2 separate regions of the Homo sapiens genome follow, and region 2 is linked to region 1. Evidence: chromatin contacts called from ENCODE Hi-C or POLR2A ChIA-PET data. All regions are on one chromosome and are shown on one strand. Each heading gives the region's core, a stretch centred on a gene start or an enhancer-like site at or near the end of the contact. The rest is flanking DNA. Distances are from core to core; before and after follow the strand shown. Region 1 holds the start of PTGR2 (prostaglandin reductase 2). Region 2 holds the start of ACOT6 (acyl-CoA thioesterase 6).

Region 1 (3,020 bases), core at 124-2,623:
CTAGAATCAAGAGAGCTAAAACTAATTAATACACATACATATATTTAAAATTTTTGAGACAAGGTATCAGTCTGTCACCCAGGCTGGAGTGCAGTGGTGTGATCAAGGCTCGCTGCAGCCTACTGAGCAGCTGAGAGACTACCAGCAAGCACCACCACACCTAGCTAATTTCATTTTATTTTTTATTTTTTGAAGAAATGCGGTTTCACCACGTTGCCCAGGCTGGTCTCGAACTCCTGACTCAAGCAATCCACCTGCCTCTGCCTCCCAAAGGTCTGAGATTACAGGCGTGAGCCACTGCGTCCAGCCCCAAAACTAATTTAATATTGCAGGGCTTCTTTTCTATTTTGAAAGTGTTTCTTTTAAATCAAGTTCTAGATTACCTTTATTTTATACTACTACTTTTTGTCTATTTGAGCATTTTATTTTTCATCATTTGGTTTAAGTCATTACAAAAGGCATTGAAGGTCTGTCTACCTGTCCATGACAGATAAAAGAGATTAGCTCCTGTCTGAAAATGTTTGCAAAGTAGTGTAATTCTCCTAGTCCTTCCTGAAGCTTTCCCAAAGAAGCAAAAATATTCAGACATAAAGCTACCAGGAACTCCAACCTGTTTGATCACTATTCCCTTGCTCACCAACCTAGTCATCTTTCAGCTACTCCATGCATGACTTGTGCTGAGCTATTAGCTCCCACATGAATACAAGCAATTCTTATACCTGCCTAATTCAGATGATCTTTCTTAGGGTTTGAAGTCCCTGGGGATCCGAAGCTGTCCTAGGTATACACTTCTCTCAACCCAGTCCAGCACAAAAGGAGACGACTAACGATGAATGAAATTGAGAAATCAGCCCACACTGGTAATCTTGGAGGAATTTGGTATTCTTCGTGAAATAAAAGAGGCGCAAAGGGGCCCTGGATTAGGGTCCGGAGAGAGGGGTTTTATCCCAGCACTGCCCCTAACCAGCTGAAAGGTAGGTGGTCCAATCACATCAGCTCTCCGAGACTCAGTTTCCCCATCTATAAAACAAGGAGTAGGCTTGACGGTCCCTGTCTCACTATAATTTCCCAATCGAGGTTCAGGGAGAAATCCACAAAACTAATAAAACTTCTTCACGGACTGCTAAATGTGAACTCACTGGTCAAGGCTGCAAGATTTGCTCTTTGGGTCAAGGCAGTAGGGGCGGCCACAAGGAACCAATCTCAGTTAAGTTATTAATGCACTTTGCCCAGACTAGTAACTCTCCCCTGACGTTCCGCATTTCCCTTGCTTCTCCCGGAAACGTGGGGCGCCCAGGAATCCTAAACTTCCAATCCCTAAGCTTCCAAACCCCGCCCCTGGGAGGGGAGGGGGCGCGGAGCCGGGCCTAGTCGCGCGCCTGCGTACTGCGGTCAGAGGGCCGAGGCCTGGGGGCGAGCTGGGGTCGTGCAGTACAGCCTCTTTCCGGCAAATCACGCGAGATTTCGTTCACCCGGGCTCCACAGGGTCAGTGACGCGCGAGCGGCTCCCGCGACTGTGGCTCCCGAAGCTGCTTCGGGCCCCAGCGGTGAGGAAGAAGACTCTCAACCAGGGTGACTTCTAGGCGTCCTCCCGGAGCTACCGGGGACACTGGCGTTATTGCCCGCAACACTGAGATAGGGAATGCTCGAGAAACAGAAGCAGGTTTTGGGGTTTTTTTTGAATTACTGGGGGAAAGCAACCTGAGGTTTTGACGTAATTGTGTTTGAGGTGCCTCTGAAACTTTCATTTAACACAGATTTGTTGAGCACGTACCATGCGCCGGGCATAGGGGATTGGACTCACATTTTTTTGTGTGTGTGACGGAGTCTCGCTCTGTCTGTCGCCCAGGTTGGAGTGCAGTGGCGCGATCTCGGCTCACTGCAGCCTCCATCTCTCGGGTTCAAGCGATTCTCCTGCCTCAGCCTCCCGAGTAGCTGGGATTACTACTGCGCCCGGATAATTTTTTGTATTTTTGGTAGAGACGAGATTTCACCGTGTTAGCCAGGATGGTCTTGATCTCCTGACCTCGTGATCTGCCTGCCTCGGCCTCTCAGAGTGCTGGGATTACAGGCGTGAGCCATCGCGCCCGGCCTGGATTCACATCATTGAACAAAGCAGACGAGTCCTTATCCTCTTAGCGCTGACGAGCTGGGCAGTTAGTTTGAAATTCTGGGCTAGAGACGCAAATTATTATTAATTTCCATATAAAGTGGTTGGTAGGAGGAGCCACAGGGCTCAGGGAGGTCACTGAGAAAGGGAAGAGCAAGATAGGAATCTCCACATGCAAGACTTCGGGAGGGGAAGGGGGAGACCAGAAAACCGGAAGGGGAGGAGAAGACTGGCAGAGAGATCCAGAAAGACACGTGGTTTGTTTGTTTGTTTTTTGAGACAAAGTCTCGCTCTGTTGCCCAGGCTGGAGTGTCCTGGCTGGATCTCGGCTCACTGCAGCCTCAGTCTCCTGGGTTCAGGCAGTTCTCCAGCTTCAGCCTCCTGTGTAGCTGGGACTATAGGCGCCCACCACCACGCTTAATTTTTGTATTTTTAGTAGAGCGGGGTTTTCCCATGTTGGCCAGACTGGTCTCGAATTCCTGGCCTCAAGTGAGCCTCCCACCTCAGCCTCCCAAAGTGCTGGAATTACAGGTGTGAGCCACGGCTCTGGGCCCAGAAAGATACGTTTTATAACAAGGCGTGGTCAACAGGGTTGCTAGTGGCAGAATAATCGCACGAAATAAGGGTATTAAAAGGTATTAGGAAGCTCATGTGATGGAAATAGCAGGTGCCGTGTTGGAGTATGGGTTCTAGCGTTATTACAAGTTGGGCGACTCTGGGCGAATTATTCTCTTTCTGTACCTCTTTTTTCTTCTCTTTTTTCTTTTTTTTTGAGATGGAGTTTCGCTCTTGTCGCCCATGCTGGAGTGCAATGGCGTGATCTCGGCTCACTGCAACCTCCACCTCCCGGTTTAAAGCGATTCCCCAGCCTCAGCCTCCAGAGTAGCTGGGATTACAGGCGCCCGCCACC
Region 2 (2,799 bases), core at 79-2,578, 240 kb before region 1:
GAGCTGGGCATCACTATATGCTCTTCTTCCTTCTCCACCCTGCTATGTTCCCAGCTAGGTTGAGCTGTGTGGTTGGGTTTGGCCAAAGAGAGGCATTAGCAAGATACTGAAAAACAAGAGGAGAGTCAAGGGACTTATAGTCTCCTCCTTCCTGCCACAAACCATAGGTTCCTTCTAAAAAAGGTACAACTCCTATCAGACTGCCCCCTTCCCTTGAACCTTCAGATTCAGGGTTCTACACCGAATCTTGTTTCATTGTTTTTGTTTTTAAATCTTGCCCATGCCTTTGTAGATAGTACCTTTATAAAACTCTCCTCAATTACACAGGCTGAGAGTGCCACTTGCTTACTGCCAGAACTCTGTATGCATACAACCCAAAATGGACTCTGCCAGTGATTAGATTTGTGAGGTAAGAAACAAAACAAAACTTTCACTGGGTACTAACCTACAGGTGTGTCAGTGTAGTGTTTTTACACATTAGCCCATTTAATGGTCACAATAAGCCTTTTCAGATAAGAAAACTGAATTTAGAGGGTTATGTTTCTTGCTAAAGATCACCAGGTATTAATATTAAGGATCAGGGTCAGACCAGAACTCGGCTAGGTCTGCCTCCCTAAACATCTGCTTTGCTCCAGGTACCATTAGCCCTGGAAAAAAGGCTTGGTAAGGGACTGAGGGGTAAAGGACGGATTACGACCATGTTTCTCCAAGGGGTCACCTGAGTACAATCACCTGGGATGCTTTTTCAAAATCTAGATTCTTGGACTGTATCTCTCTCAATCCTTTAGCTCTCAGTGGTTTTTGTGCCTCTATTTCGACACTCACCACATTGGATTGCAGGAATAGTCATTAACTCTTTTTTTTTTTTTTTAGACGGAGTTTTGCCCTTGTTGCCTAGGCTGGAGTACAATGGTGCAATCTTGGCTCAATGCAACCTCTGCCTCCTGGGTTCAAGCAATTCTTCTGCCTCAGCCTCCCAAGTAGCCGGGATTACAGGCATGCGCCACCACACCTGGCTATTTTGTATTTTCAGTAGAGATGAGGTTTCACTCTGTTGGTCAGGCTGGTCTTGAACTCCTAACCTCAGGTGTGATCCACCCACCTCGGCCTCCCAAAGTTCTAGGATCACAGGCGTGATCCACCGCCCCCGGCCGGATTGGTCATTAACTCTTATTTCAGCAGATACTCTTTCATTTGGGACACTGGTGTATTTGCACAAATTCTAGGCGCCCCACGCAGCGGCCTGGAGCCTGTCCCCAAGTCCAACCAATGGGAGTAGTGTTAAGGGCTCCGCCCTCGACTACTTTCCAGCGCTCGGCAAAGCCGCCAGGCCCGCCCACTGACTCCGCGGAGCTGGGTCGCCCCTGTTCTACCCAGATTGGGATGGCAGCGACGCTGATCCTGGAGCCCGCGGGCCGCTGCTGCTGGGACGAGCCGCTGCGCATCGCAGTGCGCGGCCTGGCCCCGGAGCAGCCAGTCACGCTGCGCACGTCCCTGCGCGACGAAGAGGGCGCGCTCTTCCGGGCCCACGCGCGCTACCGTGCCGACGCCCGCGACGAGCTGGACCTGGAGCGCGCGCCCGCGCTGGGAGGCAGCTTCGCGGGGCTCCAGCCCATGGGGCTGCTGTGGGCGTTGGAGCCCGAGAAAGCCTTGGTGCGGCTGGTGAAGCGCGACGTGCGGACGCCCTTCGCCGTGGAGCTGGAAGTGCTGGACGGCCACGACACCGAGCCCGGGCGGCTGCTGTGCCTGGCGCAGAACAAGCGCGACTTTCTCCGGCCGGGGGTGCGGCGCGAGCCGGTGCGCGCGGGCCCGGTGCGCGCCGCGCTCTTCCTGCCGCCGGATGAGTAGTCTGCCCAGAATTTGGTCGAGCTCTGCGACCCCCACCGGCCCCTTTCCTGTCCTGGGAATCGCGTGATTGTGGAACATCCCTGAACTTGTTCCTTCGCTCCAGAGTCTGTCATGGATTCTGAGTCTGGGCGTCCGCTGTTGCCCAGGCTGGAGTGCCGTGGCTGGATCGTAGCTCACACTGCAGCCTCGAACTCCTGGGCTCAAGTCCTCTCGCCTCAGCCTCCTGAGTAGCTACTCCAGTCTTTCCTTTTTAAGTTTCACGTCCCTCCCTGGAGGCACCACCACTTTAGCTATGTGCTGAATAGTGCATTCAACTTATTATATATTTATTGAGAGCCACTATGTGCCAGCCATGTGGTTTTGTTTGAATACGATATGGGCAAAACCTTAAGCTGATGTGCAAGAAGGATTTTTGCCTCCTTTCACATCAAACTTCCAAAGAAGCTAAAATCCACAGTATTGGCAATGCCCTTTAATTGTTTAAAAACACACACAAAACTGCCTGACAGTCCTCTCCCTTCTATCATAAACATGCTGTACGTGGTTCTCAACCTGCAATGATTAGCCGCCCTCCCTGGGGGAAATTTGGCAATATCTGGAGACATTTGTGGTTGTCATATCTGAAGGGAGAGGTGCTATTGGCATCTAGCAGGCAGAGGCCAGAGATGCTGCTAAACATTCCACAATGCACAGGACAACCACCAGAACAAAGAATTATCTTGCTGAAAATGTCTGTACTACTGAGGTTGAGGAACCCTAGTCTAAGTAAACACAGGATGTTTGCTAGGTAAAGGTAGCCCAGAAAGAAGACTCCTGATTAATCCCTTCTAACTAAATTCCTGACTTAAACCTCTACCATATAAAAATGATGAGCCGGGCACAGTGGCTCAGGCCTGTAATCCCAGCACTTTGGGAGGCTGAGGTGGGCAGATCACTTGAGCCCAGGAGTTC

What was found. A loop is a pair of places that touch in the nucleus more often than their neighbours do. ChIA-PET counts read pairs that join two places held with the same protein, here RNA polymerase II (POLR2A). Pooled maps may share reads with other maps.
Region 2: a loop to region 1 is called in a pooled map, with 5 times the contacts of the local background. The contact joins the promoter of ACOT6 here to the promoter of PTGR2 in region 1. A Hi-C loop is called at or near these places in 6 of 50 pooled maps. POLR2A ChIA-PET finds 5 or more read pairs at or near these places in 5 of 52 experiments (BJ, CD4-positive, alpha-beta T cell, CD4-positive, alpha-beta memory T cell and 2 more).

Annotation. Positions count from the first base shown.
Region 1 is chr14:73,850,458-73,853,477 of GRCh38, forward strand. PTGR2 (prostaglandin reductase 2) reads left to right here and starts at 1,374. Exons shown (of 10, transcript NM_001146154.2): 1 at 1,374-1,486. RefSeq lists a silencer at 1,108-1,510 and an enhancer at 1,120-1,169.
Region 2 is chr14:73,611,189-73,613,987 of GRCh38, forward strand. It overlaps ACOT6 (acyl-CoA thioesterase 6), which reads left to right and starts at 1,329. Exons shown (of 3, transcript NM_001365788.1): 1 at 1,329-1,844. The coding sequence starts at 1,384. It also overlaps a transcript of HEATR4 not described here. RefSeq lists enhancers at 1,440-1,489, 1,507-2,006, 1,540-1,589 and a silencer at 2,665-2,799.